6 separate regions of the Homo sapiens genome follow, and regions 2, 3, 4, 5 and 6 are each linked to region 1. Evidence: read pairs that join two places in POLR2A ChIA-PET (ENCODE). Cell type or tissue: MCF 10A. All regions are shown on one strand. Region 1 overlaps RNF220 (ring finger protein 220). Region 2 overlaps RNF220 (ring finger protein 220). Region 3 overlaps RNF220 (ring finger protein 220). Region 4 overlaps RNF220 (ring finger protein 220). Region 5 overlaps RNF220 (ring finger protein 220). Region 6 overlaps RNF220 (ring finger protein 220).

Region 1 (4,000 bases):
CCACCTCCTCTGAGGGCCTGACTCCAAGCTGGAAGTCATTTGATGTGTGCCAGTGGAAGCCATTGCCCCTCTAGTGCCTGGTATATGCCACCAAACCGTGGACAGCAGGCTACTGAAACTGGAGTATAGAGGCTACTTGGTTGGGTCCTATAAGCCTCATCTAAGACTATTTCAAAAAGGCTCCGCAGCAGGCTCAGAACTTGTGAGCAGGAAAACTCCAGATCCTCACAATGGCCTCCTTTAGGCTGTCTCAGATGTGTCCATCATGAATGAAAATGAAACTCCTGCTGGGTGTGGCGGCTCGTGCCTGTAAGTCCAGCACTTTGGGAGGATTGCTTGAGCCTAGGAGTTCAAGACCAGCCTGGGCAACAGGAGTGAGACCCCACCTCTACAAAAAAAATAGAAAAAGCTAGCCAGATGTGGCAGCACATACAAGTCCCAGATACTTGGCAGGCTGAGGTAGGAGCCTCGGAGGTCAAGTCTGCAGTGAGCCATGATTGTGCCACTGCGCTCCAGCCTGGGCAACAGAGCAAGACCTTGTCTCAAAAAACAAACAGACAAACAACAACAACAACAAAAACCCATCAATGGCTCCCTGCTATTCTAAACTTCTTCTTTTTTTTTTTTTTTTTTTTTTGAGACAGAGTCTTGCTCTGTCACCCAGGCTGGAGTGCAGTTGCGCAATCTCGGCTCCCTGCAAGCTCCGCCTCCCGGGTTCACGCCATTCTCCTGCCTCAGCCTCCCGAGTAGCTGGGACTACGGGCACCCGCCACCACGCCCGGCTAATTTTTGTATATTTAGTGGAGACGGGGTTTCACCTTGTTAGCCAGGATGGCCTCGATCTCTTGACCTCGTGATCCGCCCGCCTTGGCCTCCCAAAGTGCTGGGATTACAGGCGTGAGCCACTGCGCCCGGCCTCTAAACTTCTTAATGCAGCCTAGAAGACCACATGTCATCTGATCTCTACCACTTTTCCAGCCTAATCTCTCACCACGCCCCGCCTTGAGCTACAAATTCCAGCCGTGCTGAGTTACTTTCCTTTTCCCAAGGCACTGTGTTCCAGCTCCTCTCTTTGCACATACTGTTCCCTTCTTCTTCTCCCTATCTCTTCCTCCCCCTGTCAACTCCAAGATTTCCTTCAGATCTTAGCTTAGACTCATTTCCTCTGGGAAGCTTTCTTCTGTCCACCCCACAAGAGTAGGATAGGTGCCACTTTTGTGTATTTCCACAGCACTCCTCATACCCACTCTTCTAATAAGGTTATCTTCTTGTAATTGCCTCCCTGCTTGTCGGTCTCTCCAACAAAATTGTGTTCTTAGTGACATCAGGATTATATTTTGTTTATTGCTTGTGGTATCCATGGTGACTAGCATAGTATCTTGAACATGATAAGTGCCCTACAAATATTTGCTGAGTATAAGAATGAATGAATGAATGAATGAATGAATGAATGAATGAATGCTTCATGGCATCCAGCTACCCAGTCCTGACATTCTCTGAGTCTCAGTTTCTCTCTCACTAAAAACGAGATGACTTCTTTTTCATTGTTGTACTCTCTGCAAACCTGTAGAAATGAACCCCTAGTGGCTATGAGAAGCTGCCTAGGCCAAGGGCGTGGGATTCAATTGCTGTTTGGTTTCTCTACACTCTGCCCATCAACAGGAGGAGGCACTTAGTATTGAAAGACTCATGGTAGACAAAGTAGGATAAGACTGATGAAAACTTTCTGGAATAAATATATGGTCCAGTTAGTGTCCCATCTCTGAGAATGCCTGCTATACTAGTCAGTGTTCTAGCAAGAAACAGAGGCCCACGAATGGGGTAACAAAGGAAAGTTTAAGGAAAGGACGATTTATAAAGAGAAGGTGAAGTACTTCAGAGCTAGCAACGACAGGGGAGCTGTTACTACCCCTGGGATTGAAGGAGCATATACCAGCACCCAGGAAGAACTGCGGCTATGACCACGGCTGCAGGAGGAGCTGTGACTTTCAGGAAAGGAATGCTAACCCTTGGCTGGCAGAGAAGGAGCCAGGGCAATACTCACCCCAACTGCTTCTCTCCTCTCGTTCTCTAATGTCCTCCATGTGTCAAACCCCATAGGAATCCTGAAGGCAAGCAAGCTTGGTTGTTGGGGCAGAAGACAGAAATCAGCTTTCAGGGCACAGAACAGAATGGAGAAGGGTGATGTGTGTATCTGCAGAAGCGAACAGATATCTCTCTGGCCCCTGCCCCCAGGAATGGAGGAAGGATGGAGATGAGGAGGGCTGGGTCTTCTTATCCACTCAGGCTTCACCCAGGACAGAGAGCAAGAGCCATTAAAGAGGCAAAGCCCAGAATTTGGGAGCTGGCAGCCTGGTAGGCATTGAGGAGGGACTTGGGCAAAAAAATTGAGGAATGCTTGCCACTGCTTAGGACATGTCCTTCTCGCCTACCCTTACTCCTTTGCTGTCTTACTCCCCTAGCCTAGAACTGGATCCCAAGCTGAGACAGAATAGGAATCCTGGCAGGAATTTCAAGATTGTGCTCTCTGATGTATTCATACTCAATAAAGCTCTCTGTCCTGGAGAAAAAAGCTCCAATGTCAGACCCAAGGACAGGAAACAGTTGGGCTGAAGGGGATCCCATTGATCTGGGACTTGGAATCAGCTGAGAAGAGAATGGAGGGTCAGGAAGATCTACCCTTTCCCTAGAAATCATCTGAAGCAAACCTGTGGGGCTTGGGAACCCAGTGCCCTGCATCAGAGCAGTTCCTTGCATGCAGCCAGGTGGGGAGCCAGTCTGAGTTCCAGCTGGAATTTCATAGCAAGCAGGTAGAAGGCAACGGCCCTCCCAGCTCACCTTCACCACCCACCTTTTCACTCGTTTTTTGGTCTCTTCCTTTTTATCTCCACTGCTTGGTTGTTCTAGTTCAGACCTGTCTTTGTCCCTCCTCTTAGATTTTTGCAATAGCTTCCTTACTAGTCTCCCTGCCCACAATTCTGATTCCTTAATTCCTCCTCCACACTGTTTCAAGAGTGATATTTCTAGCATGTAAATCCAGTCATGTCTTACCCCTTGCTTAACTTTCTTCAATGGCTCATTTTTGCCTATAGGATCAACTCCAGTCTCCTTAGCATAGCACTCAAACTCTTTTTTGAGACAGGGTCTCACTCTGTTGCCCAGGCTGGAGTGCAGTGGCATAACACAGCTCACTGCAGCCTCCACCTCCTGGGCTCAGGCCATTCTCCTACCTCAACCTCCTGTGTAGTTGGAACCACAGGCACACGACACCACGCCTAGCTAAGTTTTTGACATTTTGTAGAGACAGGATCTCACTTTGTTGTTCAGGAATGTCTCGAACTCCTGGACTCAAGCGATTCTCCTGCCTTGGCCTCCCAAAGTGCTGGGATTACAGGGGTGAGCCACTCCACCCGGCTTTCAACTTTGTATGATCTGACCCCACCTACCTGCCCAGTCTCAGTTCCTATGGCCTCTATGCATACCCTAAATTCCAGCTATACTGAACGTACCAATTTATGTATTTATTTACTTTAAGTTTTTTGAGATGGAGTCTCGCTCTGTCACCCAGGCTGGAGTGCAGTGGCATGATCTTGGCTCACTGCAAGCTCCGCCTCCCGGGTTCACGCCATTCTCCTGCCTCAGCCTCTGGAGTAGCTGGGACTACAGGCGCCTGCCACCATGCCTAGCTAATTTTTTCTATTTTTTAGTAGAGACAGGGTTTCACCGTGTTAGCCAGGATGGTCTCGATCTCCTGACCTCATGATTCGCCTGCCTCGGCCTCCCAAAGTGCTGAGATTACAGGCGTGAGCCACCGCGCCTGGCCTGAATGTACCAATTTATTTTTACCTCTGTGACTGGGCATATAGCTTTCCCTTTGCTTAGAATGTCTTCTATGCCTTCATCTGCCTGTTGAACTCCTACTAATCTTTCAAGACCCAGCTAAAGTGATACACCCTTCTTGAAGCCTTCCTTGATGTCGTTAATTGTCTCCTCCTTTGTG
Region 2 (4,000 bases), 120 kb before region 1:
TGTTTACCCCTGGCACCTCCCTGGGCCTGGAAGCTGACCTTATTTGTTATGAAGTTCACACAGAAGTGCCCAGGGAATTAGAAACTGAAAACAAACTCTTCAGGATTCTCTATCTTGCCTAAGGCAACACTTATGTCCCCCAGTAAAAGGTGTAAATTAACTTAGAAAAGATAGGTCATTCCTTTGAAAAACTGACAGTTGTTTGGGTGGCTTAGAGCACAATTTTGCTTATTGAACGAGCCTCAATCTTCAGAGAAGTAAGTATTTAGAAGACTACTACTGCCTTATGGCAAATGGAATAGCACGCTTTGGGAGTGGCATAGCAAACCAACCAATGCGGTAGACTTTCTGTTTCCAAGTGAGCAGCTAAAGCTAAAGTCGATTGCATAGACACAGCTGTGGGTGGGCCAACTGCATGAGCACAGTTTCTGAGCCAAGCCGCTAAAATATTAATGATTAGCTTTAAGGAGGAGCAATTCTGATTGAGGCCACTCTCCTGTTAGAAACCATAATTAGCAATTAAAATATATTCTAAAAACTGTTCCAACCAGCAGCTTTTAAATAAATAATTGTCACTGCTGATTGAACTTGTTTTATTTCCCTGTGATTTTTCTTATCTTCCCCCACCCCACCCCGCATAACTTACAACCCTGTAAATGCTCAGTAGCTGTTAATATGAGTCTGTCAATACATTTACCATGGTGACTTGGGCTGTATTTGGCGAGCATTTGAAGAAATCAGTCACTGGTTGGAGGGAGGAAAGACAAGCTGTCGATATCCAGGGAGAAATGCTAATAACCCTGGTGACAAATCGTCCTCTGGATTCTCTAAGGGTTAAGAAAAAGCACCTCTTAGACCTGGGAGCTCAGGGGTAAGGGATGGTGACTTGTTAGGAAGTGCAGACAGTAGCTGTCATGATCTGCAATGTCCTTTTCATTGTCTTGCTTTCAACCTCTCAAAACCACAGATGAGTTCTGGAGACAGACAGGCCTGGATTTGAATCCTGATTCAATCCACTGTGTAACTGTGTGATCTTGCAACCACTGAACCTTCATTTTCTCATCTGTAAATTAAAGATTGTAATACCTGGCCTCATGAGGGGTTGGGAAAGGCCTTAAACAGAGACACTAACTTACTGTTTCTCAAACTCTTCTGGGAAAATACACATATAGAAGAAAACTAACTTCTGCCCTCCAGCATTGCAATCGTGTATACAAAGGATCAACTATTAGAAGTCTTGTTTTTAGCTTAAATTTTTGTAAATTTTGTACTTTAGTTTGTTTTTTTGTTTTTGAGACAGCATTTTGCTCAGTCACCCAGGCTGGAGTGCAGTGTTGTGATTGTGGCTCACTGCAGCCTCAGACTCCTGGGCTCAAGTGATCCTCACACTTCAGCCTCCCAAGTAGCTGGGACTACAGGCACACACCCTTACACCTGACTAATTAAAAAAATTTTTTTGTAGAGATGGAGTCTCACAATGTTGCCCAGGCTAGTCTCAAACTCCTGGGCTCAAGCGATCTTCCTTCCTTGACCTCCCAAAGTGCTGGGATTATAGGAGTAAGCCACTGTGTCCGGTCTGTACTTCAGTTTTACTTTGTCAAAATAATGTTTTAATATGCCTATCATTAAGTAAAATTGGTACTCTGGTACGATTCATTAATTCGAGTACTTATTGAATACCTACTAGGTGCCAGGCAATTTTAGGCCCTCCGGATACAGTAATGAATAATACAGGTAAGGTCTAGGCTCCCATTGAGCTTACAGCTACATCAGCCAGGGAACCTAGTACTGGATGTTTCTTAGGTGGCCTGTGACCCATTTAAGGAGACAAAAACCCTATACCAGAGAATCCTATGGACAACCTCCCGCTGGCTATCTGCCATGATTTTTAGAGGAGAAAGAGAATAAAACACATAGACAAAAATCATTAGTATTTTGGTATGTATCATTCCAGCTTCCTTTTAATGAGTAGATAATAAGTAGATCAGTGTGTTTTGATATAAGTAGGGTCATACCAAATGCTGATTTGTTACTTTCTTTTTCACTTTTTCATTTATTACAGATACTACTGTATGTCAACATAAATCTCCATCACCATCACTACTCTTAAAAGCTTAGTATTCCATTGCAGGGATGCATTACATTTTATTTAACCAATCTCTGGTTGTCTAATTAGGATGTTTCCAGCTTTTCAATATTAGAAACAACATTACAGAGAACATCTTTGTGAATTTACTTTTGTCAAGCGTCTGATCATTTTCTTAGGATATATTCTCGAAAGTAGAAATGTTAGATAAAAAGGTAGGCATATTTAAATCTTTATGCCGCTTGCCGGATTACCTTTTTCTTTATGCTGTTATCAACACATTATGATAAATATTTTTAATCTTTGGCAATTTAGTAGACAAAATGGTTTCTTATTTATTTAATCTGTATTTCTTTAGTTACTAGTGAAGCTAAACATTTTTTAAAACACTTATTGGGATTAGTTTATCTTCTTTTTTGAATTGCTTATCCATGTCCTTTACAGGGTTTCCATCTTTTTCTAATTGATTTTAAGAGCTCTTTTTAATAGGAAGGATATTAATCTTTTTTAATCTATAATATTTGTTGCATTTTTTTTCAGTTTATCATTTGTCTTGGTACTTTAGGGTGGTGGAGCTTTTTGTTGTTGTTGTTATTTGTTTTTATTTATTTTTATTTTATTTTATTTAGTTTTATGCCTTGTGGAGCAGGGCTACCCCATAGGCAGTGTGTCCAGAATAGCCTTAAGTTTTTACTTTTTAACAAGGCATTTTATCATTTTTTTTTCCCTTTTGGCTTATCCTTAGAAAGCTGTAAGGCCACTTCTAATGAATCCCTAAAGCTATTCAAATGTGCAGTAGTTATCTCAAAGATAGTCCCCAGTTTTGGAAAAAAAATCTAGATCCTAAGTTCCTGTGGATGTCCACTCAAAGGGAAGATGAGAGGTACCAAGACCTGACAGAGGAGGGCCATAGGGTTTACAGCTAGTGGAAAATACAGACAGACCAGTCGTTGAAATAAAATGTGATGAGTGAGATAAGAGAAGTGTAGATGCTAGAGACGGGAACAAAAGGGAAACCTAACTGATCCAGGGACACAGGATATGCATCCTGGAGGAACAGATGCTCAAGTTAAGGTTTTGTGACTGAGTAGAAGTTAGCTAGGTGAAGAGTGGGGAAATACATTTCACGCAGGTAAGTAGCAAATGCAAAGACTTACAGTCTAGAACTATAAGTCATGGTAGCCACTGGCCATGTGGGTATATTTACATCTAAATTAATTAAAATTAAATAAAATTAAATTTTTATTTCATCAGTCCCATCAGCTACAGCTCAAAGGCTGACTACCCACATGTGACTAGTGGCTACTATATTGGACAGAGCAGGTACTGAACCTTTTCATCATTGCAGAGGGTTCTGTTGGACAGCTCTGTCCAGAAAGAGCTTGATGCATTCAGGGAACTGAAAAGGGTTCACTCTAGCCAGGTATGCAGTGTGCAAGGGTGGAGAGTGGCAAAAGATGAAGAGGACATGGCAAAGAATGGAGGGACTTAGTCAAAGCTGACCCTGGCATTGGGGCTAATGTTCCTAGCCAGTTGCTATTACAGAGAAAGTAAAGAGGAAATAAATTTAAAATTTACTGTTTAACAGCCCTGCAGGTAGACATTGTCTCCATTTTATATAGTGCAGCTGAGACTCAGAGAATTTAAGACATTTGACCAATATACAGCTAGTTAGTGGCAGAGCTGGGATTCAAAGACAGACCTGTCTGATGCCAAAAATCTGTGCTCTTCCCTTTTTGTCACTCCAGCAGACTTCAGAAAGCTCTACCCAGTGATCTCTTAGATCAGGATGGAAAGAATTCTGACTAAGAACAGACACCTTCTCAACTTGATGCTTTTTCTGTTGAGGCAGTATTAATCATGGGTGAGCTTGGGACCCAGCATGGAAGTAAAAGAGCTTAGAGCAGAGCTTTC
Region 3 (4,000 bases), 110 kb before region 1:
CAGGAGTGGGCCACCATGCCCGGCCTACCTTGATTTCTATATCCATTCTGATGGTGATATACATTTGGGTTATTTATAATTCTTTGGTTCTTATGAAAAATGCTGCTATAAACATTTTTATGTGTATCCTGGTGTACAGGGCCTGAGTTTCCTGAGGGTAGAGACCCAAGAGTAGAATTGCTGCCTCCTGGGGAAAGTGTTTCTTCAACTTTACTAGCTAATGTCAAACTGTATTCCCAAGAGGTTCTACCAATTTGTTCTATTTTTAGCAGTATATAAGAATTTTTGTTGTTTCATGTTCCCACTAGTACTTGATATTGTCAGACCTTTTAATATTTAATCATCTTTCTGGATATATAAATTTAGTTTTTGTCTACATTCCCGTGGTTACTGATAAGCTAGAGCACCTTTTCATATGTTTATTGGCCATTTAAATGTTCTCTTTGGTGAAGTGCCTGTTCAATGTTTTGTTCATTTTTCTGTTGGGTTGTCTCTTTCCTAATTTCTTCATGTAGGCTTAGTATTTCTTCTGTTCAACTATTACAACTCATTAATATCTCCTATAAATATATATTCTAACTGATCTCTGTATCTCCAGTCTCAAACACTTTGATTCCATCGTCTTCATAGCTACCAGAGTTCTAAGAGAAACCCTGTTGTTGTAATTCCCGTCCCTAAAACCCTTCAATGACTCTCCATTGCCCTTGAAGTTAAGAGAAGGACAACATGGGCTGTGAGATCCTTGATCATCTACTCTCTAATTTCTTACTCCGGCTCTTGCTAGATCCTCTCAACTCCCTCCCCCTTCTTTACTGTAACCCCCATCTCTACCAATGCTTGTTGCTCCTTAAACACATAAAATTGTTTTACACTTGCATTTGCCATGGTTACCCTTTTTCTTCCCTTTACTCTTAATTGGGAGAATACCTGCACATCTTCTGAAACTCAACTCAAAGGTCCGCTCCTCTATAAAACCTTTACCAACTCTCCTTCTTATCCCGCCTCAATCCCTCCATCTTGTATTCTACGAAACACACTGTCTTTATTTCTAGCAAGGCACCTGTTTATTGCATTTATTGGTTAATATGCCTGCCTCTTCCATCATATTATACATGAGTCCTTTCAAGCCATGGGAAGCCCCTTGAAGGTAGAGGAATTGCTTCATCATCTTTTTGTTCTTGCGCCTAGCACAGTGTCTGGCACAGAGCAGGATATGATAAATAGTAGTAATTGTTATTAATGTTATTACTGGTATTGGGTATGATTGGGTGCCAATCTGTTTTCCTTATTAGACTGTAAATTCCTTGAGGAGCCTGGTACTTGGGTGGCATGTGGTAACATTTGTCTAGTGAATTAATAACTTATGAAAAACTTCTGAAAATCACAATTGCTTTAAGCAGTATTTGGAGTAGGAACATAAAAACATGAGTATTAACTTTGCAGAGAAAAAAAAGCTGGTTTACATCCATCTCATGAAGATGAAATCTTAGGCTCAAACTAGTTCAAAGTAAAATTTTATAAGAACAAACGTAATGTTTTATGCTTCGGTTAAAAAGTAAGGGGTAAAAGTGGGGAAAGCCTAACTTGTCAGTTCATATAGAAAAGAAGCTCAAATCTGTTATATGGTATTGTCTTTCATCTAAAAAATTAAGTTTTGCAGTGAACTGTAATTTGTGTGTGAACGTGACTGGGAAAATAAAAATTCTGCTAGAGAGAGTATGATTTGCTTAGCACCTATGTCTGCAGTCTGAAGAGCTTGTCACTGTTAAAGTGAAATCTTATAGATGTTTCAGCTAAGACTGTCTTTGCTCAAAAAGAGGGACCGGGCCGTTCCTTGGAGTAACCTTTTTTTTTTTTTTTTTGAGATGGAGTCTTGCTCTGTCACCCAGGCTGGAGTGCAGTGGCGTGATCTCGGCTCACTGCAACCTCCACCTCCGGGTTCAAGCAATTCTCCTGCCTCAGCCTCCCAAGTAGCTGGGATTACAGGCACATGCCACCACGCCCAGCTAATTTTTGTATTTTTAGTAGAGACGGGGTTTCACCATGCTGGCCAGGCTGATCTCAAACTCCTGACCTCGTGATCTGCCCACCTCGGCCTCCCAAAGTGCTGGGATTACAGGCGTGAGCCACCATGCCCAGCTGGAGTAACCATTCTTAAACTGTTTTCAATAAGGCATAATGGGTGAAGTTACGCAGATAACACTGTTTCATAGACACACCTGCAGCGATGCATAATTTCTGGTCCATGAGCTCTACCTCCACTTCTTTCTATCTCTCCCTTAAGAAGATGTATTGTAATGGAAATGAGCAATAGTGAAATTAATTATTATAGTGATAACCTTGATCTGCTCCACATTTTATTTCCTAAAAAAGCAAATCATTTTTCTAAAGTTCAATACTTTAATTATTAGTGTTAAGAAATTACTATATTCCTGACAATTGACATCTTGTTGAGAACGATATGTACAGCAGTATATTTTGTTTGTAGGAAGAAGAGAGGCTTTGGAGTCACACCAGCTGTGATTCATATAGCAGTTCAGTCATTGCCCTGTGATCCTGAGCTAGTTGCTTAATATCTCTGACTTTCATCTAAAAAATAGGCACCTACTTTACAAATTGCTGTCAGGACAATAAATAATTACGTAAAACAGCCAAGATAGTACCTACCCCCTAAATATCTTTCAAATCTATATACATATCTCTGTTCTCCCCGCTACAGCCCTATTTTAAGTCACTAGCATCTATGTTCTGGATTATTTAGCACCCTTCTAAATGGTCTTTTGCTTCCAGTCTTGCCTGCCCTAGTTTTGTTCAGAGCAAAGGATGTTGTAAAAGCTGACTTGAACCACTAACAGGTGTGTCCCTGGTATGGAGATGAATATGTAGCCGCCATGGATGAATGTGTGGTATGGAGATGAATATGTATCACATGACAGGGACTGGTTTAGCATTTTATGCATTATCTCATTTAACCCTCACCATAAGCCAGTGAAGTATTATTCACCCTTTAAAAACCGGAGTTTAGAGAAGGTGAGTGACTTGCCCACTGCCACTCTGCTGGGACGTGAATAATTCTATGTGTGTCCAGGCCTCTCTGGTTCCAAAGCTGATGCTCTGCCCCTGCTTCATGCTGCCTGTGCTGTTCAGTGTTCTAATCCTATTTCTAAGTCCCTGCCTTCTGGGCTTACTGTACACTCCTGGTAACAGCTTTGCGCGTCGCTTAGCTACGGGGAGATGATGGTGGATGCAAACATCTGATTTTCCTGACAGTCACATTCCCTTTAGTATATTAATAAACTGACATTGGCCGGGCAGTGTCACGCCTGTAATCCCAGCACTTTGGGAGGCCAAGGTGGACGGGTCACTTGAGGTCAGGAGTTTGAGACCAGCCTGGCCAACATGGCAAAACTCTGTCTCTACTAAAAATACAAAAATTAGCTGGGTGTGGTGGTGTGCGCTTGTAATCCCAGCTACTTGGGAGGCCGAGGCACGAGAATCGCTCGAACCTGCGAGGCAGAGGTTGCAGTGAGCCGAGATTGCCGCACTGCAGCCTGAGTTGACAGCAAGACTCCGTCTCAAAAAATAAATAAGTAAATCGACATTCTGGTTTTATACTTCAGTTTTTTTCAGACTTAGATGCATGTGCCTGCCTGGGTTCTCTGGACTCTGACAGGATTGAGTTTCTGGACTAGCAAGGCTGAGGGCCAGACTCTGGTCTTTGATAAATTTGATAAGGGCAATATCATGTGGCACAAGCCTTCTTGCAGCCAACCTGCTGCTCCAAGCTGCAACTTTCTGATGCCTGCAATTAACCTTGATGACACTGATGAAAAATCTTATTTGGTTTGAAACCTTGATGCTTTTATAGACTTTTAGATAGTAACAGAAATGAAGACTGTCTACACTTGGTTTCCTTGAGATTTAGGAAACTTCTCAAGCATTTAATCAACAAACATGTCTTGAGACCTATAACAAGGGGAATACAAAGAAATTTAGTGTC
Region 4 (4,000 bases), 78 kb after region 1:
TTTTTCATAGAGACAGGGTCTCACTATATTGCCCAGGCTGGTCTTGAACTCCTGGGCTCAAGCAATCCTCCTGCATTGGCTTTCCAAAGTGCTAAGATTAAAGGCATGAGCCTTGGTTTCTGGTTTGAATTCTCATTTACTTAGCCCCTGCTGACTAACTAACCCTCTTTATCATTACCTCACTTAAACCTCATAGCAACTGTATTCATCATGCCCAGTCTATTACCAAGGAAACAGGCCTAGAAAGAGGTGACTCTTCTAAGAACACATAAATTGTAAGTAACAGAATTAGGACTTGAACTTGAGTCTGTCTGGCCCTAAATCCGAGATTGTTTCCCAACCCATCACTGGGCTCAGGGCTTATCTCATAAAGTCTTTCTCCCGTTCCCACTGGTGTCTCCTTCATGCAAGACGCTGTGCTGGGTAAATGGCTAGAGATGACCTTCCAAGTACAAGGGACAGATATGTAAACAAACAATCAAAATATACATGATCAAAGAGAAGCAGTGGAACTGAAAACTCAGAGGAGGCATCAAACCCAGGCTTGGGGGACAAAACTAAGTCTTGCCAGAGTCCTGAAGGATGAACAACAGTTAACCAAGCAAGGGATACTGGAGGGCATGGAGGCTCTCTGGCCTGGAGTGCAGAGCATGGAGTGCTCAAAGAGCTAGTTAGCTCTGCAAAGCTGAGTGTCAGGAATGTAAAGGGAGAGAATAGGAGTGAGAGAAGAGTCTGGCAAGGCAGACAGGGAAGGCCTATATGCCTTGATGGAGAACCACTGAAGGATTTAAAGAAGGAGAGGGTTAATTTTGTCCAATAGAAAGATCACATTGTGTGTAGTGTGGAGGATGGGTTGCAGAGAGAGAAGCTAGAGACCAAAAGATGAGACGGGAACAGCTGCAAATTTCGAGAGCTCGTAAGATTATGTATGACTGGAGCACAACGACAACCAAGGTAGGTACAACCATGGAAGAACAACTCAGGGCTGACTTGCCTTTGCCCAGTGCCATGCTGGGCTCTGGGTTCACCCAAATAATTCACACACGGCCCCAACCCTGAAGTGGTCAGTCCACTGATAAAAACTTCACAAGCGATGATAACGGCGCAGAGATGAATGTACTCTTACACAAGGCAAAGCTATTTTTCAGTTAGACCTGGAAGGATGAGTAGGAGATACAGAGGTGGAGATGAGAAAATTAGCGACCTTTCAATGTACACTTTCAGGATCTAGAAAAGGATTGAGTGTGAGGGATGGAGAAAGTGGGGTCCAGGACGACTCTCAACTTTCTTCTGTGGGCACACCTGAGTAGATAGTGGCTTCCTCTTATGAACAGGGAACCCAAGAGGAAGGCCTCTGTTTGGAGGATACTGAGTTCCATGTTGGCCATGTTGGCCGTGTGGGTATGCAGTGCCTATGGGAGCTCCAGGGGCCGTGCAGCAGACAGCTGACATGTTGGGAGTCCTCTGATAACAGAACTGGATGGCCTAGGGGTTGGGCGGGGATCGCCCACAGGCGATAGGGAATTCGGACGCCTTGTCCCCTGTAAAGCACCCAACGCGATGCCTCTGCCCTAAGGGCAGCCGCGAGAAAGGCAGGCACAGGAGGCGGGAGCCGGGGCCGGGCGATGGGGCGGAAGGAGCCCCGCAGCGGGAGGGGTCGTGGAGTGGGGTGGAAGGACTTCGCAGCCGCTAAAGATTGGGTGGGTAGGCTTCACGGGCGGTGGGAGGGACCCCGGGGAGGCTTCTGCCGGTTGCTACCCGAGTACAAACGGCAGCTTCCTGGTCTCTGTCCGGCCGCCCCCGCCGCATTGTGAACTTTCACCCCCAGCGCGCGACGGCGGCAGATCACGTGATTAGGGCCAACATGGCCGCCGCCGCCGCTTGGAGCTGAAGTGCCGCCGCCGCCGGGCAGCCACGGGGAATCCGCCCGCATCGCCGCCCTCGCCGGCCGGGCGGCCGTGGGGCCCAGAGCGCCGGAGGCCAGGGCTGGGGCGGCACCGCGCAGCGGCCACGGGGTCCCGTTAGAGCAGCGCCCGGCGGCTATGCCGAGAGCCCGGAGCGGCCGGAGGAGCAGAGGGGCCGGCGGGAGGGAGGAAGTAGGTTTGTTTACGGGCTGTTTGGGGCGGAGCAGCTTTGGTCGGGGGTCCGGTGCTGGGGCGGGGGCCAGGACTGCAGGCCGCGCCTGACGCTCTCTTTTCTTTTCTTGCATCTGCCCGCGATCTTCTCCCAGACCTTTCTGCGAGTACGAGCCAACCGGCAGACCCGACTGAATGGTGAGTCCTGCCCGGCCCCTCCCTCCGCCCCACCCCCGGCCTCCTCCCTCCCTCCCTCACTGCCTGCCGCTCCTGGCTTGCCTGGGTCTCTTCGACTCTGGGGCCCGTTGGCTTCTTCGCAGTCACGGCGCCTGAGTATGTGCAAACCAAAGCTGCCGCTCTCAGTTTCCCCGTCTGTCTAATGGAGGTATGGCGCCCAGCTCTTGCCCAAACCTCTCTAAAGGCCCTGAAGAACCCTGGGGGGGCAATAAGTGCCGGAGAATGAGGAACGAGCTACACAATTCTACTCGGGAGCTCAGCTTTGAATTTGCAAACTGCTGGGACCTCACTATACAAACCTGCAGGGCGCTGAGAATGTTTTTCTTCCAGTTTTTAATCAGTGCCCAGTAGTGTGAATACAGCCCCTCTGCTGAGACTTGACAATACAGTGAGATCTGGAGTTCCCACGGCAACAGGAACTAACTCATCCCAGGGCTCTTTGAGTTATCAGTCGGCCCACATTTCACAAAGGTGATCAGCGTGGGCTCGACAGCTCTTAGAGGCCTTCTCTGAAAGCAGGCCGTGTATGCACTACCTAGCAGCCCCCCTTTTGGATTCAAACCTCTGGAGCATTCCTGTTTGCTGAATACAATTGAATGATCCTAGCTTTTTGTGCTTACTGGGGTGTGGTATCTGGGGGGTGGCTGTAAGGGGTTTAGGGTCTCTGGGTCAGCTGGTAAGTGAGAGAGGCCATGGAGTTCAAGATCCCCAGCTCTTATCACTTGGTTTCTGCTGCCAGGCTGAGCCCTAGTCTGGAAAAGGGAGAAATTCATGATGGGCTGGCGCCATGTTAAGCACCATTCTCACAACGCCTCTGAGAAGAGTATTACACACCTTTTGTGAATAAGAAAACAGGCTCTGAGAGGTGAAAGTGGTTTGTTTAAAAGTACACAGCTGGGATGTAACTGAGCCATGATTCAATTGAAGTTTGTTTCCCACCAAAGCCCGTGTTTCTCCAACCATGCCATGCTACCTCCTTGGCAAATGCTTTGATTCTTCCTACTCGTACGTAGCCTCTGGATAGAGAACAGAACTTTCCCTACCACACTTTGGTAAGCTTAATTCAGGATTTAGAAGATGAATGGGAAGGTGAAAACCAAACCTGCCTTCCTTCTCTGAGAATTTGCAGATGAAGCCCAGTCCATTGGGGTGCTTTCCAGGGACAACAAGGGATCATCTGCTGGCCTGTGTGTCCTGAGCAAGGAGCGCATCCAGTATTGTGCCTTTCTTGACCATTCCATGAGATTCGTTTCCTTAGTCATTGAACATTGTGGTATCATCAGCACCTTCTTCCCCAGGGAGGCATTCCCTTGGTGTAGGCATGGTAGGGAGGAAGCTTTGTGTTGGCACACTGCTCCTTACTACACTTCTAGAACTCTCAGGGTCCTTTGCTCAATGCCTTTCTGATGTTTCACGTCCATTCTCCATCCCAGCCCTGGCTCTAGAGTGTCAAGGCTACCTAAGTCTGAGATTCCAAGAGTTAGGGCAGCCAAAATGAAGAGTTCTCGATCTGTGTCCACAAAGTCAAGTGAGGCACTAGGACACAGTCATGTCACCTATAGTGAAGACACAGGAAAGTGAAGAGATGGACTGGGCTACAGACCAAGTTTCCTCAAACTCCATGCCCAGTTCTGGCAGGATGGTAGCTTTCCTTTTGGTTTGGGTCTTTCTGGGGTTGCTCTGTTTTG
Region 5 (4,000 bases), 130 kb before region 1:
CAACTCCTTCATGGCTCCATTTAAAGGAAGGGTTCAGCTCACCTTTGGAAGTAAAGTGTCACTGAAGGTCATGCAGCACCCAATTCTCCTCCCTCTCTGTCCTCAGCCCTTCCCACATATAGTCACAAAGGTGTGTACTAGGTAGGAAGGGAAATGCTGAATGTTCTTAATTTTTGGTTCTTGAAGGAGAAAGTCTGGGATTTAGGTCCAAATGCCAAAATCATGGTTCAGAAGGAATTCTAGAAAAGGAGCGGAGTCTGAGAGGTCGCTGGAGTGGTAAGGGCAGTGGCGCATGCTCGGCTGAGGAATCAGCAGGACTGCAGTTAGGGCCTAGGCTTCAGCTTCCTTCCTGAGCAGTAAAATTAAAAAAAAAAATCCTTAGAACAACAAAAGTCTGGACGCATGGGCTTCCTTCCTGACAGGCCAACCTGGTGGGGCTTCATTCAGACTGAGCAGCAGTCAAGGCTGATTTACGGGGAAAAGAACCCAGACATGGGTTTAACCCTTTCCTAACCACAGAGATGCTTCATTGCAAATGCTGCCTTCTCCTTCTAACTTACCATCATGGTATGGGGAGATTTTTATTGTCATTTCTTCTTTATTTAAAGTGAGTGCCTGCTGCTGAAGTACCCACTGTCCTCTTCATGAGAAAGCTGAGCCTATGAGAAGTTGAGTGACTTGTAAGAAACTCAAGTCTGTTGCTCATGGCCAGAATAGCTCTCAGGCTCTTGAGGACATTATATTGACTCTGTAGTATTGAATCCATCTTTGATCGTGGGAAGTGCCTCCTGGAGTCTGTACTGGGGTGCTGCTGTGAGCCCCAGTTTTACCTCCATAAGATACTGGTCCCACAGAAGGAATAGTACTGCTTCATCTTAGCTGTTTGTTGGTGGCAGTGGATAAAACTGTCGCAGAGTATGTGAGACATGACTCAGTTGCCATATCATTGGTCAAATGTGATGCACTCATTGGTTTAATCATTCAGCTGTATTTACTGCATACCTACATTGTTCCAGGCACCATGCGAGGTACTGGGAATAGACTGATGTGCAAGATAGATTATAGCCCCTGCCTTACTGGACTTCAAAGTTTAGTTAGCAATTGTAGGATGCTGCGAAAAGTGCTGTCATAGGGGAAATATAACATGCCATGAGACTTAGAAGTTGGAGCATCTAATCTTGTCTAAGAGTCAGGGATAGCTTTCTGGAGCAAGTGACCTTTACGCTGATATCTGAAAATCAAGAAGGAGTTATTTATTCAAAGGAGCTAGGGGTAGCAGTTGGCTTTTTTGGACAAACTGTAGTATCTGAGAGTGGAAGAAAGAACTCCAGAATTGCCAAGGATTGCTCACAGTGAAGTGAGAATAGAATTGTTCCCTGGCAGGGCCTGAGACCTGACCTTGGATGTCTATAGCACTTCATCCTATAACCAGGCATTCTTGAGAATATCCATTTGGTGCTTATGTGGCTCTGAGGCTCATCATCATCTAGGGTCCTGCTTTTAAAGTAACTTTCTAAAGATATGTCACTAGAAAATGCTTTCTGATAACATATGCTATCTTAACCACCAGAGGACCCATGAGCACCCAGAACCATGCTTGGCACAGAGTAGATACTCTGGAAATATTTGCTGAATGAAGGAGGGCCATTGCCCTGCTGATGTTTAGTGAGTTAGATTAAGGGTCCTCATCTTTTTACTAAAGTTCAGGCTTAGCTCTATCCTTTGCCCTACCCGGAAACGTGACAGGTCTCAGGGCCTAGAGTACTCGCTTGGCCGTTAAACTAAGCCACATAGCACCCGGGATTCTTGGCAGAGTTTCTTGGCAAAGTTTCCTCTGGGAGGTGCATTGCTCAGGCTTGACTTTCGCGAGGGAGGTTAGGCATGTAGTGCCAAGAGTATTGAAGAAGGAAAAAAAGAAAGCGAAGCAAACCGTTGTTCTAGCCTGGCACACGTCGGCATGCTAAAAACAGTTCCTTCCAGGCGGGGCCTCTGTACTCCACCATCCCCGCTGTGGTTTTCCTTCCCTGGCCTCTTATCTTCATCATCGCTCTACATCCACGAACATTTCCTGAGCTCCTGTGTGTAGAGCGTTGTGCTCGGTGCTGTTTGCAAGGGAATCAAAGAAGTAGGAGATGATACTTCCTCTTCTTGACAGCCTTATGGTTAAGGTGAGTAGCTAAACTGTATATATGAAAAAGAAATGATAATGTAAAATAACAGACAGTAAGGGCACTAGGATTTCAAGAGAGAGAGAGAGTCATCCCTGAGGCTGGCTTTCCCAGAATGTGATCTAAGGACTGCCTGTTTCAGATCACTTGTGCTGGTGATAGTGGAGGATGGGGACAGGGATGGGGGTGGGGTGAAGAATGTTATTTATAATGCAGATTCCCAGGGCCCACACTAGACTTCATCTTCAGAATCACAAGGAATACAGCCTAAAAACTGTGTATTCAGCAAGTAGCCATCCTAGGTGATTCTTGTTTTCCTTAAGGTTTAGGAATCACTCATCTAGGGTGAAAGTCTCGGGGGAAGGTTTCACCGAGGTGTTTGGCCTTGCAGAAAGGGGAGTGAGGACTAGTGGGGAGGAAAGGAGAGGATGGAAACCCACTGAGGAGTCTGGGCAGGCAGGGGAAGGGTGAAGACCCAGCATCTGCTCACAAACAGTACCTTCCTCATCCAGTCTCCTGTCTTGGGGAGGATCTGTCCACCTGTCCCGGCTCCCCCTCTGCCACTGCTCCTCCTCGGATTGCCTCCCTCTGCCTGTCTTATTGCTGATCAAGTGACTGTATGTGCCCAGACCTCCCCTTCTTGGTGCAATATTATTATGATGAGGTGGCCCAGCGGAGGGTCTGGAGGTGCTTGGCCAGATGTGAGGGAGGCCGGTGTGCGCTGCGGTGCCCCTTGGGCTCCAGCCCGCTTATCTTCTCACTGCTGTTGCTCTGCCGAGAAGGGGCTGGAGAGGGTTTGGTGTGTATGCTTTGCCAGCCTCCTCTGTCCTCTTCCGCAACCCTTGAGCTTTCATTCAAATGCTCATTTGTAAAGAAATAAAAGTTGGAGGGTTAGAGGAATCTGTCAGTGTCAGAATTAGTCACCAACACCTGCAGATTGGCTTTCTGCTTTAAGCTTTAACCCTTCCAGGGGGCAGCTGCCACCGGGTAGAAGGTTCAGTGAGCCGTGACTAGGGGCTTGCTCTGAGAGGTTCAGGGGGTTTTGGGTACCTGCACAGTAGGGGATGCTCTCGTCAACTTTGCTTATGGAGTTGGGGATGGTATTTTTCCCCCAACATAATTCCCCCTTTAAAAACACTCATCACATTAAATTGTAATTATTTGCTTAATTGTGCCTCTCCCATGGGCCCATGTCTGTCTCCCTATGTGACTCCATCTAGCGTGTCCCCTCACGTAGTGCCTAGCTTGGTAAATACTTGTTGTTAAAGTAAATGAACCCAGGATCACTGTTTCTTCTGCTGAGTTTGCAGAGTTGCCAGCTGGCTCTACTCACTTGGACATAGTCTGAAGGGCCACACAGGATCCACCACAACACTGGGCACCTCCTGGCATGTTTACAAGTGGGAGGTGGTGACTAGAAATAGAGGAACGGTTCAGCAATAGGGCAACAGCACAGTCAGAAGCTCTGGGCCTGTCATTTACTAGCCGTGTGATGCTGGGTAAGTCTCTGTTTCTCTGAGCCCCAGCTCCTCATATATAAAATGGGAGATGGTAGATAATCCCTGCCCTACCCTACAGGGTTGCTGAGTAAATAGATAATCCAGATGTGTTTTGTAATCTAAAAGTAACCGTATAAATGCCATACCCTCACATACACATAGGTACATGCAAGATGTCTATCTACGTCTGTCTCAAGAGCAAAATGGTCTTTGGGGGCTAAAATAGTTTATGAAATGCCTGAGTGTTCAACCTAGAGGGAGCCCTCTGACATGCCATTCCCTCCTTGAAGCTGAGCTACAGAAGACAGTCTGTGTTCCCTGAGACCGACCGCA
Region 6 (4,000 bases), 68 kb before region 1:
CTTCCTTCCTTGTTCTTCACAAGCTGTAGAGCCTCCTGAGGTGGGGTCGAGGCATCTCATTTTCAGGGTTTATTAGGGTAGGCTAATGACTACATCCAACAAATCCTTTTTAGAAGGCAGTCACATAGCGGTGCCTTTGGAATTCAGGTTGAGCCGTCCCCTAGGGTTCAGGATCCCCCTGCTGGATGCTGTAACTGGCATAGAAGAAAAAAAAGAGCATGAAGGGTCAAGTAGGAGACTTTTATTGGCCCAGGGGAAATGGCTTACATCACCTCCACCTACGATCCAGTGAGTGGAATTCCTATCTAACTGCGAGGGAGGCTGGGAATGCAGTCGAGCTGTGTGCCCAGGAAGAAGAGGAAGAAGTGAGCACATAGCAAACTGCCGCACAGTGGGTAGAACTGACAAAGACAGTAGACTGCTGAGCACCAGTGAGTACGAAGGCAACAGCCACAGGATCCCCCTGTGGCCGTGTCTGGAGACATAGCACGTACTTGGGGCTTTAGGTGGGAGGACTGGCAGAGGCCACTCCATGAACGAAAGGAGGCTGGGCACCAGGGGCTGAGTAAGAACTGTTTTGAACAGAATGGGAGCTGACTCACATCTGGAGGAGGGTTCTCAGGTGGGGTCCCTCGGTATTGCTGTAACTGGGTCAATCTGATTGTCTCTCTTCAACCTTTTTCAACCATGGTAAGCACGAATGCCCTAAGCCATTGACTGTAATTAATGAATTTCTCTCCTATGCATCTGGATTGTACAGTCTAGATGTACAAGTTGTACTATCCTTGGGAGAACTAAGAAAATAGTTGCTCTGACAGCCGGGCACGGTGGCTCACGCCTGTAATCCCAGCACTTCGGGAGGCCAAGGCAGGTGGATCACAAGGTCAGGAGATCGAGGCCATCCTGGCTAACACGATGAAACCCCATTTCTAGTAAAAATACAAAAAATTAGCTGGGCATGGTGGCACGTGCCTGTAGTCCCAGCTACTTGGGAGGCTGAGAATCACTTGAACCCGGGAGGCGGAGGTTACAGTGAGCTGAGATCGTGCCACTGCACTCTAGCCTGGGCAACAGATCGAGACTCCATCAAAAAACAAAGAAAAGAAAAGAGTTGCTTAGGTAATTGTTCTGTCTTTGTGGCTCAGTTGAGGAACCCTGGCTGAGAAACCCCTGCCTGAAGAGATGCAAACAGCATTTTATATTTGAGGCAAATGCTCTAGACTATTCTCTCCCTCCCCCCAATCTCCTGCGCCCTGAAAGGAAACAAACTGATGTCATGAGAAATTCCTTTCTAATAACAAAAACAAATGGGAGGTCTCCCGGGATTGTTCCTATGGAGAGACAGTGGTTGTGTAAGAATGAGAAAACAGTGACTCCTGCTCAGGGTTCTGGTTAAGTAGCAGGTAGAATTTTTCCAACATCATTTTGAATCAAGAGAGGCACCGAAATCACTGTAGTAAAATCTTCGAGTGGGAAAAATATAAAGAAAACAAAATCCAACTAAGGCCGTTTTTCCCCAGGAAAGGCATTAGTCAGGCAGCCGCTGGAGCCAGCCACCTCTCAAGAGCCTGTTTTTCAGTGTCACTGCGGTGACTCTCCATGCTCTGGGTTTTAATTCTAGCCTCTAATCTCAGTCGCTTCTGTGATAAATTAATTGTAATAATAGAGGCCCCAGTTACGAGGTCTGCACCGTTTGCTTGTAATGTGAGCGACAGGTTTAGGGCCTGCTTTATTTAAGATGCTGGGGTAATTACATGGGAGTTAGCATATGCAGGCAGAGATATGATTCATTCTTCCAGCCACAAGCATGACACAGCTGTTTGCGGGATAAAATAGGGGAACCGTGTTGTTACAAAATGTTCCCCTTATTATACCTCATTAAAAACAAGGCTGTGATAAGTCAGGACTGGCAATGAAGAAAATCTATTGCCCCTCTGTAAAACCTGATAGGAGAGGGCTTAGAGCTATGCTGTGTCATTTTATTTTTTATTTATTTTTACTTTTTTATTTTTTTGTCCTTTCTCTGACTCTTTTCTCCCTATTATTCAGCAACTCTCTGAATACTTGGGGAAGGAACAGTCTCCCAGACCGTCTTCCTTTCTTCTTATGAAATAGGGGCTGCCCTTTCCTTGCTTAGCTAAAGCTGAGAATGTTCAGAAAGAGCATTCGCCCAGAACAAAGTGAAAGGGGGGGGCCTTTGGGCGACCTGTCCCAATTTTGTCCTCATCACCTTTAACAGGAGCACATAGGCTGAGAGAGCTCAGAGGCTCCAGCAGGGGCCAGAGCTTCAAAGTCAGAGAAAATCACGGGCAATAGACAGAGGCTCATTCCTTTCAAGAGACAGACATATGTTCTCTTCCCCCGTCATCTTTCTTTTTAAAAATAACTTTAAAATTTAAAATGAATTTTGGCCTCATTTTTCTTCTTCTTTTCTCTCTCTCCAAGGTTACTAGTGAGAGCTTAAACCAACATGCAGATTAACATTGATCTATGGACCCAGGGCCAAATAAATCAGGCTGGTTTTTTATCAAAATGGTTGGTTAGGAAAAATAAGCATCACAGTATAGAATAGTCTTCAGCAATACCTACCTAGGGCCATTCCAGAAGAGCTGTTCCATGACACGTCCATGTGTCTGTTGAACGGTAAAGCCCACTTGGGAAGCCATGGAGCTTCATGGCTAAGAGTGGGCTGGGAAGCTTGACTGCCTGGGTTCAAATCTTAGCTCCACCACCACCTCCTAGCTGTGTGGACTTGGGAAGTTGAGCCAATGTCTCCAGGAGTCAATCTTCACAATCTACCAAATGAAATTGGCAATAATATTATCCACCTCTAGGGTTGTTCTAAGGAATAAATAAGATAATCCATGCAAAAAGCCTAGAACAATGCCTGGCAAACAGCAAGTGCTCAATAAATGTTAACTATTATTATAAGTAACACAATTAACAGCAGCAAACTGCTTTAGCCCAGGTTGTGTGTTAGAATTAGAAGGACGGTTTAAAAATTGTCATCCAGGTGCGGTGGCTCACACCTGTAATCCCAGCACTTTGGGAGGCTGAGGCGGGCAGATCATCTGAGATCAGGAGCTCGAGACCAGCCTGGCCAACATGGTGAAACCCTGCCTCTACCAAAAATAGAAAAATTAGCCAGGCATGGTGGTGCATGCCTGTAGTCTCAGCTACTTGAGGGGCTGAAGCAGGAGAATCACTTGAACCTGGGAGGCAGAGGTTGCAGTGAGCTGAGATTGCGCCATTGCACTCCAGCCTGGGTGACAGATCGAGACTCTGTCTCAAAAATAAATAAATAAATAAATAAATAAATAATTTTAAAAAATAAAAAATAAAATAAAATGGTGGTTGCTGCAACAGAAGTAAGGACTATACCCTGATTTGTGACCCTTTTGCAGAATTTGGGTTTTGAGAGTAAAGTCTCAAAATTTAGGATGGAGATAAAGGGAGAGAAGCCCCTGGGCATCCTTGTTTGTTTGAGTTATAAAGTAGGGACGTGGGCCGAGCATGGTGGCTCCCACCTGTAATCCCAGCACTTTGGGAGGCTGAGGAGGATGGATCACTTGAGGTGAGGAGTTTGAGACCAGCCTGGCCAACATGGTGAAACCCCATCTCTACTAAAATAATAATAATAATAATAATAATAATAATAATAATAACAATAATAATAATACAAAAATTAGCTGAGCATGGTGGCACACACCTGTAATCCCAGCTACTCAGGAGACTGAGGCAGGAGAATTGCTTGAACCTGGGAGGTGGAGGTTGCAGTGAGCCGAGATTGCACCACTGCACTCCAGCCTGGGTGACAGAGTGAGACTCTGTATCAAAAATAAATAAATAAATATAAAAATAAATAAACTAGGGACCTGCTCACTTTAGTAATAGGAGTATCTTAGAGTGGTAGCCTTTTGGCACTGCGATTTTTTTTTTTTTGAGACAGAGTCTTGCCCTTTCACCCAGGCTGGAGTGCAGTGGCATGATCACAGCCCAC

What was found. ChIA-PET counts read pairs that join two places held together with the same protein. Peaks named below come from ENCODE experiments on the same cell type or tissue, not always from the same donor. Only the 100,000 strongest peaks of a DNase experiment are listed, where the experiment ranks them.
Region 2: POLR2A ChIA-PET joins it to region 1 with 11 read pairs; 3 of 35 experiments call an interaction of 5 or more read pairs at or near these places.
Region 3: POLR2A ChIA-PET joins it to region 1 with 19 read pairs; 5 of 35 experiments call an interaction of 5 or more read pairs at or near these places.
Region 4: POLR2A ChIA-PET joins it to region 1 with 17 read pairs; 4 of 35 experiments call an interaction of 5 or more read pairs at or near these places.
Region 5: POLR2A ChIA-PET joins it to region 1 with 25 read pairs; 2 of 35 experiments call an interaction of 5 or more read pairs at or near these places.
Region 6: POLR2A ChIA-PET joins it to region 1 with 22 read pairs; 4 of 35 experiments call an interaction of 5 or more read pairs at or near these places.

The regions. Positions count from the first base shown.
Region 1 is chr1:44,551,952-44,555,951 of GRCh38, forward strand. All of the region lies in intron 2 of RNF220 (ring finger protein 220), which reads left to right. Among named protein-coding and RNA genes, the nearest start is that of MIR5584, 8.5 kb to the left of the region's middle. In MCF 10A, no CTCF peak of the experiment used is centred here; DNase peaks (open chromatin) are centred at 1,020, 1,990 and 2,920.
Region 2 is chr1:44,436,846-44,440,845 of GRCh38, forward strand. All of the region lies in intron 2 of RNF220 (ring finger protein 220), which reads left to right. Among named protein-coding and RNA genes, the nearest start is that of RNF220, 34 kb to the left of the region's middle. RefSeq lists an enhancer at 1-9. In MCF 10A, no CTCF peak of the experiment used is centred here; no DNase peak of the experiment used is centred here.
Region 3 is chr1:44,444,716-44,448,715 of GRCh38, forward strand. All of the region lies in intron 2 of RNF220 (ring finger protein 220), which reads left to right. Among named protein-coding and RNA genes, the nearest start is that of RNF220, 41 kb to the left of the region's middle. In MCF 10A, no CTCF peak of the experiment used is centred here; no DNase peak of the experiment used is centred here.
Region 4 is chr1:44,630,113-44,634,112 of GRCh38, forward strand. It overlaps RNF220 (ring finger protein 220), which reads left to right. Exons shown (of 15, transcript NM_018150.4): 6 at 2,231-2,273. Among named protein-coding and RNA genes, the nearest start is that of SNORD145, 39 kb to the right of the region's middle. RefSeq lists enhancers at 1,365-1,464, 1,557-2,104, 1,795-1,884, 2,495-2,584, 2,654-3,201 and a silencer at 1,915-2,224. In MCF 10A, no CTCF peak of the experiment used is centred here; DNase peaks (open chromatin) are centred at 1,839 and 2,219.
Region 5 is chr1:44,421,972-44,425,971 of GRCh38, forward strand. All of the region lies in intron 2 of RNF220 (ring finger protein 220), which reads left to right. Among named protein-coding and RNA genes, the nearest start is that of RNF220, 19 kb to the left of the region's middle. In MCF 10A, no CTCF peak of the experiment used is centred here; a DNase peak (open chromatin) is centred at 1,830.
Region 6 is chr1:44,484,046-44,488,045 of GRCh38, forward strand. All of the region lies in intron 2 of RNF220 (ring finger protein 220), which reads left to right. Among named protein-coding and RNA genes, the nearest start is that of MIR5584, 59 kb to the right of the region's middle. RefSeq lists enhancers at 1-346, 347-1,225. In MCF 10A, no CTCF peak of the experiment used is centred here; DNase peaks (open chromatin) are centred at 296, 556, 1,316 and 1,796.